Linked DNA regions of Homo sapiens: region 1 is linked to region 2. A link is a contact called in ENCODE Hi-C or POLR2A ChIA-PET data. All regions are on one chromosome and are shown on one strand. The core of a region is the stretch at or near the end of the contact, and the rest is flanking DNA. Distances in the headings are between cores, read along the strand shown.

Evidence for each region. A loop is a pair of places that touch in the nucleus more often than their neighbours do. ChIA-PET counts read pairs that join two places held with the same protein, here RNA polymerase II (POLR2A). Pooled maps may share reads with other maps.
Region 1: a loop to region 2 is called in a map with no recorded cell type, with 4 times the contacts of the local background. The contact joins the promoter of IRF2BP2 here to the enhancer-like site in region 2. A Hi-C loop is called at or near these places in 1 of 37 single-sample maps with no recorded cell type and 3 of 50 pooled maps. POLR2A ChIA-PET finds 5 or more read pairs at or near these places in 1 of 52 experiments (IMR-90).

Annotation. Positions count from the first base shown.
Region 1 is chr1:234,608,928-234,613,994 of GRCh38, forward strand. It overlaps IRF2BP2 (interferon regulatory factor 2 binding protein 2), which reads right to left and starts at 1,251. Exons shown (of 2, transcript NM_182972.3): 1 at 1-1,251. The coding sequence starts at 567. RefSeq lists silencers at 66-345, 586-665, 1,046-1,145, 1,206-1,395, 1,876-2,475 and enhancers at 726-1,423, 1,526-1,625, 3,776-3,835, 4,116-4,165.
Region 2 is chr1:232,588,643-232,593,725 of GRCh38, forward strand. All of the region lies in intron 1 of SIPA1L2 (signal induced proliferation associated 1 like 2), which reads right to left. Among named protein-coding and RNA genes, the nearest start is that of SIPA1L2, 39 kb to the right of the region's middle. RefSeq lists an enhancer at 2,312-2,812. Within about 2 kb of position 2,234, at least 7 of the 41 ENCODE cell types and tissues checked have a DNase peak (open chromatin) inside an H3K27ac peak, as active enhancers do.

The DNA.
Region 1 (5,067 bases), core at 1-2,500, 2.0 Mb after region 2:
CACCAGGGTGGGCGGCACCGCGTGGCCGCGCCGCGGGTTCGGGCTCTGGCGATTCAGCTCGGGCGGCTCCTCTAGCTTGGAGAAGCCGTTGGGCACCAGGATGCCGTTCACGGGCGGCGGCTGCGGCGTCGGCGGCTGGGCCAGGCTCGCTGCCGGGCGGCTGCTGCCGAAGTCAGAGCCGAGGCGCGGGGGCCTCTCGGCCGCGGCCGCCAACGGGTAGCGCTCCAAGGCCTGCGGCGCGCGCGGGGCCGCCTCGGGGCCGCCGTGGCCAAGCTGCTGCTGCTGCTGCAAAAGGATGTCCTTGGCGGAGAGCGGCGGCGGCTTGGCGGCGGCCGAGGCCGCGGCGCCGGGTGGGGAGCGACCCTCCGGGAAGCAGCCGTGCGCCCGCTTGAGCTGCCGCGCCGTCTCGATGACGAACTCGACGCGGTCGGCGCCCTCGTAGTTGACGCAGCCGCGGCAGACGGGTTCGGTGAAGTCCCAGATCATGGCCCAGGGCATGCGGGGCAGGTCACACAGGTAGCACGACTGCCGCCGGGACGCGGCCGCCACCGCCACCGCCGCGGCCATGTCCGAGGAGCCCGCGACGCCGGAGGAGGAGGCGGAGGAGGAGGAGGGGGCGCCGCCGCCGCCCCCCACCGGCACCACGCGCGCCCTCCTCCCCCCCCAACCCCGCGTCTCCCCCACCAGCGGCGGCGGCGGCCGCAAAGGCGGCGGCGGCGGCGGCAAAGCCCGCGAAGGCTCGGCGCCCGCGCAGCGCCCCCGGTGCACGAGGGGCGGCGGGCGCGAGGTGAGGGGCTGCAGCCGCGGCAGCAGTTCCCCCCGGCCGGCCCGGGCACGGGCGGGCGGCGCGGCGCGGCGGGGCGGCGGGCGCGGCGGTGGGGGCTCGGCCGGAGCCGCGGCGGGCCTCCAGACCGGGGCGAAGACGGGCCGCGCGGGCGCGGGGGAGCGCAGCAGGTCGCGGCGGCGGCCGGCACGGAGTGCGGGGCGGGGGGCGGGGAGGCCGGGGGGGCAGGGGGCGGGGGGCGGCCGCCGGGGCAGGCTCAGCCCGAGCGGCGGGGCATGCCGCGCCGGGGTGGCGGCGGCCGGGCGGCGTGGAGCTCGGGCGCGGCGCGGGCCCCGGGTCGCTCCGCCGCTCTCTCACAGCTCCTGGCGTCGCCGCTCTCCAGCGCCAGCGTCAGCGGCCAGCCCGCCTCAGCTCCGCCGCCGCCACCGTCGCTGCTGCTGCTGCCGCCGCGACCGCTCCACTTCTACAGACTTGATTCTTCGACAGTCTCGCACGGCGCCTGCGCGGGCCCCCTCCCCTCGTGCGCGTGCCCGCCCTCCCGCGCGCGCGCTCCCCCTCCCCCCGCGCGCCGAAGGAGCGCTGCCGGGAGAGCCGGCTACGCGGCGCCCGCCCGCCCGCGGGGCAGCGCAGCAGCGCAGCGCCGGTGTTCCCTTCGGAACACCGCGCAAAGTGATCGAGTGCTTTTCCTCCACTTTCCCTCACTTCGCGCCCCACCCGGCTGTCCCGACCACCCTCAGGATGTTTTCCTCTGGTGTGCCTCTGGGCCAAATCGTGCTAAAAATCATTTTTTTTCTTTTATGCAAGGACACTTTGTCACTTGGTTTCCGTCAGTCTCCTGAGAATGGGGAATTTAGGTCTAGCGTGGTTCACAGTTCTGGTTTTTTAGGAGTTATACTTGAAAGCTCAATGTCGGACACATAGCATGAAATCCGTCACTGGTGCTTTGCATTTGTCTTGGAAAGGACATACGCCCCGCCTGTCCCTTTTACTAACTAGGGAGACTGTGAATATTCCCAAGCCCAGCACCACGTGCACACGCCGCCAGCTGGCTCGCGCGTTTTCCACGGAGCCCTCTGGAGGGGAGGGAGCGCGGTTCGGACTAGCCTCTCCCGAACACCAAGTGCCGCTCTTAGCCCCGTCCAGCCCGCCCTGTTCATCGGGGGCCTCGCCGCGCCAGTCGCCCCGGCTGCCTTATGTAGGTATGCGCGGCGGGCGCGTGACGTGGGCGCGGGGCCGTGGGCGGCCGCCGCCGCGAGTGCGCACGCTCCGCGCAGACGTGCCTCGGCGCCGCTGGCACTAGGGCCTCGTGGAACGAATGCACATTCCAGGGATCCGGGGTCTACGGCCAGCGCGGCCGCGTCACAGCGCAGGCTCCACCCCCTTCGGCGAGTCTGGGCGTCGAGGCGCCGCCCCCGGGCCCGAACTTGGACTCGAGGTGGCGGGAGGCGAGGGCGCGAGTGGGGGGGGGGGGGGTCCTGCTCGCCTCCGCGAGGTTCCCGAGGGCCGTGGGGGCGACCGGCTGGCTGGCTGGCCCGCCGTCCCGCAGGGCGGGCCGCCGACGGAGGCGGACTTTTGCCCTATATGCCACCCAGGCCGGGATGAGCCCGGCCTGCAGGTCTGCCACCGTTGGCAGCCTCAGACTCAGCCCAGACTGAATTGAATGTTTGAGTTTCGCACTTTTATCGGGAGGAGGAGCTAGTGTGTGTTATGGTAAATCACTTTGGGCTGGTCGTTAGTCTCCCTAATACACGTAGGCTTAGTCGCTCTTCAATTGGGACTTTTACACTTAAGCTCTTTAAGGGCGGCCTCTGGAGCTGCTTTTGTTGGGAACACAGGCCCACAACTCTCCCTTGAGACTGGAATGAGCTGGTTAAGTGTGGGAAGAACAGGGTACTAATTATATTATCTTTCCTACAACTGGATTGGTAGGTGGAGAGAAAAAAAAAATCATGCTGACGTTTCTCTCTAGTCGTTGCTATTGAAAATACCAGGTTGCTTCAAAGGATTAACCACAAGGAAGAGGAAAAACACCCTTAGAGAAACAGTGGAGGGAGCTGCTTAAAACACATGAAAAAACCTGTTCGAAAATGGCACAGAAAACGTAATGTCAGACCTAAATGTTTTTACAGGCTAACCTTGAATGTCTTTTGGGGATTTCCATAGAAGGTGCGCCTGTTTTAAAGGTCTCTGCATCTGTTCCTGGATCTTGCCCTGCAATTGCAATCCTGCCTCACCCTCTCCAAGCTGGGAGAATGGGGCCTGTCCAGATCCTTCCCGGGAGTAGCTGGTGCCAGCGGGTTTGGTCACTCCCAGGCCCTGCTGTTGCACACCGCTTTCAAGACCTGTCCCTTTGGTCACCCTCCTCAGAGACCCTGTGACACTCATTCCAGTACATGCCTTCACCCACTGCGTCACTGCCCAAAGGGGATGAAGTCCAGTCCTTGTGCTGCAGAGAAATGAACCAACTCATCGCCCCCAAGAGACGGCCCCACTAAGCATTGACTGAAACATACTAAAAGAAAACACAACTCACCATTAGAGTTGTGGCCTAATTATACTCATTTCTCTGCAAGCTGGTACTGTAATGGCCTCAAGGGGAGAGCCTGCCACTCCATCCTAAAATAGAATTAGAGATAGAAATTCTGCCACGATACTAAGATCTTTGCAAAACGGAGCTTTTCTTCTCCAAAGGAAGAGCATTTCCTTCTTATTTTACACTGCCAGTTTCATGTCGAAACTGAGTTGTTGTAACTTCCCTAATGAAATGCCCGATGGAAAATGGAAGGGCTATTTTAGTTCTGGGCTCGATCCGGAATCAAGGGGGTTAAGGCTGGATTCAGGGCAGCAATTCCTTATATTGTATCAGAAGTCTTTCATGCAGCCTGGCCTTTCATGTAGCTCTGAAGCAGCTTTATCGATGTATGCTAAGTAAACATAGCTTTGTTTTTGTCTTCCACCCACCGCTCCCTCCCGGCACAGACTGGAGTTGGATCCCATCCAAAGCGGCTGCTGCAGCAGTTACAGCCGCCTCCTCCACACACAGGAGCAGGGTTTCTAGGGTGAGGCAATGCGTCTGCAATTCGCAGAGACAAGGCAGGAATTGTAATTGTAGTTCATCATGTGATGACTTATGAAAGAGGAAGTTGGTATGTTTTAGTCACGTAGACTCTGCCCTCTTGCTTGAGGCACCAGGTCCTCTCAAAAGAGAATTATGATCATCTTTGCCACCCAGAGTCAAGGTTACCGGGTTGGCTGCAGTGTGCTCCTGCACATTCATATACGGACAGGCAGGCAGATGCTGGGCCAAGTGTCGGCGACGCAGCGGGATGAGGCTGGCTTTTCACCAGAACACTAAAATGTTGCAATTTGTCTTAAGGACTAAAGGAAATATTCTATGGAGAACACTCCTGCTGAGACTAGACAAACCAACAGTCCTTTCCAGCTCTAATTTCTGAGAGTTGTTTTTTTTTTTAAATAAAAATCACAGTGTAGGAGTAAAAGGAAAGCCATTCAGTATGACACTATCAGAAAAGCAGGAATAAGGAAGTGGCTTGGAAGGCAAACCTAAGAGAGCAGTTGTAAGCGATAGCTCAATGGGTAGAACTAATGTGACCTTCCGACACTGAGATTGAAACGGGCTTCTACTGCGTGAACGTTAAACATCTAAAATCTGAATCTGGTTTCCAGAGCTTACTCCAGTCAAGCAGCTATTAACACACGGAAGCCCTGAACTGACAGTCTATAGAGCAGTGTAAAGAAACGGTTCCTACAAGAGTACCTTATTGGAACTTTGCCCCCAGGTTATGCAGCTGCAAGAGGGGTGCAACCCCATTCCCCCAGCAGCTTGTGGGTGCTGTCCAGGAGATAGATGGTATTCCTAGGAACTGCTGAGTTCGTGGCTTTCACCCTCTATCCAGAGGTGGAATCACAGCCTTCATTCTTTAGAGTGCAGTTTCCTTAAATAGCATGATGTTGCAACCATGCTAAAGCTTCTTAAACTCTGATCTTGGCGTATTTGAAGAAGAGAAAAAATGCAGCCACATTTCATCTGGATTTCTGTGGACATCATTGCGGGTTTCTTCAGCTTTGGCAAAAGTGTCGTAAGGTTTGAAGAGCACACGTGATATTCAGGGCTTTTCCAATTTTTTAAATAAGTTATATATATTTGAACACATTTGTTTATATGAATATATCTACACATACTATGGAGCACCATGACATAAATGAACCTTCTGTAATTGATATGAGAGTCTTCCTTCTTAGTAACAGCATTTTATGAGACA
Region 2 (5,083 bases), core at 984-3,483:
AAGGAAATTCAAGCACTCCCTTTTCCAACTACAAACCTGTGTGAGGCTAGGTTTTCTTTGGTTGGATGGCAACCACAGCTACATATCACAACAGATTGAATGCAGATGCAAGGCAAGAAAACAGCTGTCTTCTAATAAGCCAGATATTAAAGATATTCGCAAAAAATAACGAAGCATACTTCTCAATAAGTGTCTTAGTTTTGGAAAATAGTTATTTTTCACGAAAGTATTATTTATGTTAACATACAGGTGGTTATATTGTTATTTTAAATTCAATAATGATTTCTAAAATCCCTTTTTTATTTCTGATATGGTAGATTATGTGATTGATAGAACTCACATAAACAAAAACTCTTTGGAGTCCTCAATTATTTTCCAGAGTGTAAAAAAAAGGCATGAGACTAAAATAATTGAGAAGCACTATCTGAAAGAAACATTTAGGTGGCAGTTCCCTCAAGGAAACACAGGGGCACGTTTATGGAAAAGAATTTGAGACATAAAGCAGGTGAGCTAAAATTTCCTCACCATCGGGTGACAAAACGCAGTTTCATTTCAATTCATTAAGCCAAATACGTATTCACTGAGGTTTCTCTTTAGGGTCAGACAATGATTAAACTATTTAAACATTTGGATCTCCATTAATCTTCCATCAATTTCCCAAATGACTAGTCTTGTGTAACACTACGGTAACACAGTATGTAAATTCACCCAGTTAGCTCACTGGTACTTGTATACTCTCCCAAATCCACTAACATTCACTACATTGTCTTTTGCCACCATTGGCTGAGAGGCTTCTCACTGAATTATTGATTTTCTGCCAATTAATTACCATAGTTAAGATTCAGTTGAGCTTCTCTTCGCAGAAATTCTTTTTTCCAATCTCACTTCTCTTGTACCCTTTGGAGTCTGTTGGGGAATCAAAATAATTGGTAACCTAAGGATAAGATACTGAGTTCTAAAAATATCCTTGGCATAACTTACAAATAACTCAGTTGTCAGACACTTAAATGGGCAAAGCACTGTTCTCCAGTGGATTCCACACTTGGATGCTTTTCAGCTGATCTTCCCTCAACTCTCTGTCAACAACTTTACTACAGGAATCTAAGACAAATCCATTTTACTGAACCCAGGGGAAAACTGATAAGTGCATTCACATATAGGCTCCTGTTTAGAAAAATGGCATGCTTGAGGTATAAGAACTATAAAAAAGAAAAAAGAATCTCCTTATCTATAGTAAGGCATATGCGTTTCAGGAAAGGAAACACAACTTCTAATTCCTGAAACAATACTTGCACAACTAAACAGACACTTCCTGCAGCAGTTCAGAAACCATCCAGCCAAGGAGGACGAATCACAGAACAGGAAGTCATCGCTCTATCTCAAGTCAAGGGTTCCTCTGAGGGCTTCCAGAGCCCACTGGAGTGTGCCTGCAATCCAGCAACGCAATCCGGGAATTCCATCTCTCCTATCCTCTTCCCCACAAGGGAAGTCAAGTCCCCAGACACCTTGCTGGAGCACATCATGGAACAGACAGTCCTCACCTCCCCAATTCCCACAGTCTCTCACCTCCACCTCCAGGGCCCTCCCACGCAGGCTACACAAAACCCCTCAAGAGTTTATCTCAAGATGCCCCATAAAAATGACTCTTGACTTTATTTCTCTAAAAGGTGTGTGTCACCAATTGCGCAGTGAGATTCAATAAAGCTCCATTTATTTTTGTATACAACTTGAGTCTGAAGAAAGTAAATAAATTAAACCAAACTTAATAAAGTTGAAGGAGAAATAAGAAATTTAACTCAGTGATAGCACCAGCATTTTAACAAGACTGCTGGAAGAAAGTGAGCTGGAGTTCATACACACTGTTTTCTGGAAAGCAGAGGGTATGGAGGAGAAACACAGTGGACCTGATGTCACATGCTGATTCAGACCCTAGCTCTCGGGCCCTACCTACTTCCTGAACGGGAACATGGCTTAGAGAAGCACATGGCATTGGGCCTCGCCCATGCAACCAGCCACACACAAATTAGTTCCATCCCTGCATTCCTCCCAATATCTCTACCACCATAAAAAAACAAAAAAAGGAAAAAAAAAATTGTCCTGCAGTGAAAGAATATGAGATCTTCCAACTAACTGCAGACCAAAGTCAGTCATATCGAACAGTGAATTCTTTACCATGCATTAGACAAAAGAAACTGGATTAGAGAAGTGACTCTAAGAGAGAAATGAAACCCACCCCATCAACCTAAAATGCAGACAATACAAACAGGAAGGACTGTGCTTTGTAAGAGTTTCCTCAACATAGTTTACAGCAAACAAAAGGGAATAAACCTTGGTCAAGTTAAAGGGCTGGTTAACGGAAAGCCGGGTAAATCAGAACACGGCTGATTTCAAGGTGTGTGCCCATTTTCCGGAGTGCAGCCAACACAGGGGAGCAGTGATGAGTGCTCACCGTCTCTCTTGGCCTTACTGACCTCCAGCACCCTATCTGAAAATAGCAGCCCACATAGGAACAATGACAAAACAGCCAAAAAGCATTTAAATGGAAAGAGTTAGTTAAACAAAAATTAGTAACTCGGCCTATTACAAAAATAGTTCACATGTGATTCCCTATTTCCTTGACCAAATTGGAAAATAATTTAGCTGTTTATATTTCAGAGAGAAGATCAACACACACAGGTACTCGAGTACTGACATTTCCATATTGGTCATGACGGGATCAGTCCTGTAAGGTTTGCTACTCATGAGTACTGTGCTGCCCATTACCTGTTCTACACCAAACCCAGCTCCTCCCTGGGTCTGCCGAGGATGGGCAGTGGAGCCCTTGGGCCAGGAGCCCCCACCAGGGCCAGGAATGTGGCTGCCTCTGGCTGGTCTCCAGGGAGGATGAGGTTTAACCTTTAACCCAGAATGGCATAGCCATCTGGCACCTCTGCCTTTTGTTGTGTGTTGCCTTTAAGCTCTCTCTTCAGGCCTTGTGATGCAGTTTACTGACTGGCAAGGTTTTCTCTCAGTTTTCTAGTCTCCTTAGTGAGGCCATGTTAGGGCAGAGTCTAAGAAAATCAAAAAGATGCGGTACCTTATGACAAGGAGAGAGGAAAATGCTTCCGAGCCCTTGTACCAATAAACTCCTGACCAAGGAGTCAGTGAACGGAGGTTGCTCTACTTCAAAATCCAGTTTATCCCAGCCCAAGAGGAACTCTTGTTCCTCACTTCTTATGTTCTAATTTTTAATTTACTAGAACTGGCTGAGACTCTTGCTTAAAAAAATAAGAACACAGTTGAAATGGCAACAGCCTAAGCCTGTAAGTGCCGCCTGCCATCATAAAGGGCCACTTCTATGGGTGCTTCTAGTGGGACTGAGCCCTTATGTCCCTTTTTTTCCCACTAATCACTCTTAGGAAGGGGCTACCAGAATAAGAAAAAGAAGGAAAACGTGACTGAATTATCCATTGCCACTATTTTACTACTAAAAATAAACTACCAGAGAAAAGAGAGGAAAAAAATATAAAGTTATCAATTCTTACACACACACACTTACTTAGAGGCTGTCTGAAAGCAAGAGGAATATTTAGCACAGACATTTGCAGACACTTACCGTCAGAATTAAAATGGGAAGCTGCATAGATAGAAGTCACTGAATAATTAGCCATGAAGACAATTTTCCTCCGCTATCTGCCAGATACAATTTCTTTCACTCCATCTCCAGAGGTAAACACATCTCAACTGGTATAGCTGAATGAGACCACCTGCCACTTGGTTTGCAAAGGTTCTTAATTTGGGGTAAAATTGTAGCCACCTAAAATGTTCAGATCTAAAAATACAAGTATTCTTTTATAAATCAAGTCTGTTGATCTTAAATCAAATTAACTCTGGTTTATATGTGAAAATAAAATAAAAAACTGATTTATCATGTAGTCTATACACTCCTGGCCCTCAGGTATTGAAAGACTAAGAAAAACTTAGTGAATCAAAGGAAGGAAAGTTTACTGTTACCCCAAAACTTTGTAAACTGCCAGGTTTTCTAGAACTAAACAACAACAACAACAAATCTTTTTTAACCTTTCCATAAAGAACCTTAGAAAACTTGTAATAAAACTAATTTAATATAAAATTAAAATGAGCACTAATATTTCAAGCTTCAGTTTATCCTCTCCGAATGTTCACAGGAAAAAAAAAAAAAGGTGAAAATGCCCTTTTCTTCTCTCCTTAAATCCTCTATTTCATAGTCTTCTGCTGTACGACTGGAAAAATGGAAGAAGGGGAAATTAGTCCCAAGTAATGAAGAGAATCAGTTCCCTGTAATTCCTGACCTCAGGAAATTCTCGGTTTTAATAGTGGTGCAGGTGCTGGACACATTCAGGTAGATCCACATTTTTATCTGGGCTGAACACACCCAAGTAAATCCAAATGACTTAGGAAACTCAGACAGCAGCTGCAAAACGACTCTGAAGACAGCGTGTTCAAGGGCTGCATAAATTATTACATATTGTATCACGTATTTACAACAAACACAAAACATCACATTTAAGAAAAACAATAATATATATTTTTCTAAAAGTCCTAAGTCAAATATTCAACTCTCTCATAGAGATATCTTTAAAATGTTAAAATGAGGTATCTGGTCAATTCCTGTTTAACAAGCATAAGTAATAATGATGGGCCACATTTCCTGAGTCCTTTCTGCAGCCTGGGAGAAAGGCTGGGGTGAGGAACCCGCTCAGCACGCACGGGCTGTGTGCTTTCAGCTTCTGCACTGACACCTTTTTCTAGATGTTCCTGAACATAAGCAGGATATTAATGGGGGCGCTTCATTTTAAGGCCTAATCTGGAGACATTACATTTTTTTAAATGTAGCTCGCAGAATAAGAATTCTGAAACCAATTTTAGTTTGGTTTCAGAATTTACCATCTCCAGGGTGCTTTTCATAAAACGATTTGTTATGGTTTTGTTCAAATGATTACATAGAAACAATCCAAACTATCTATAAAATGTCACTAAGTATCTTAGAAGTCAGAGTGGCCAGCATTTTCCAACAAGTTGTTGAAATTAAATGAAAAGATACAAATTCTCAGTAACACACACG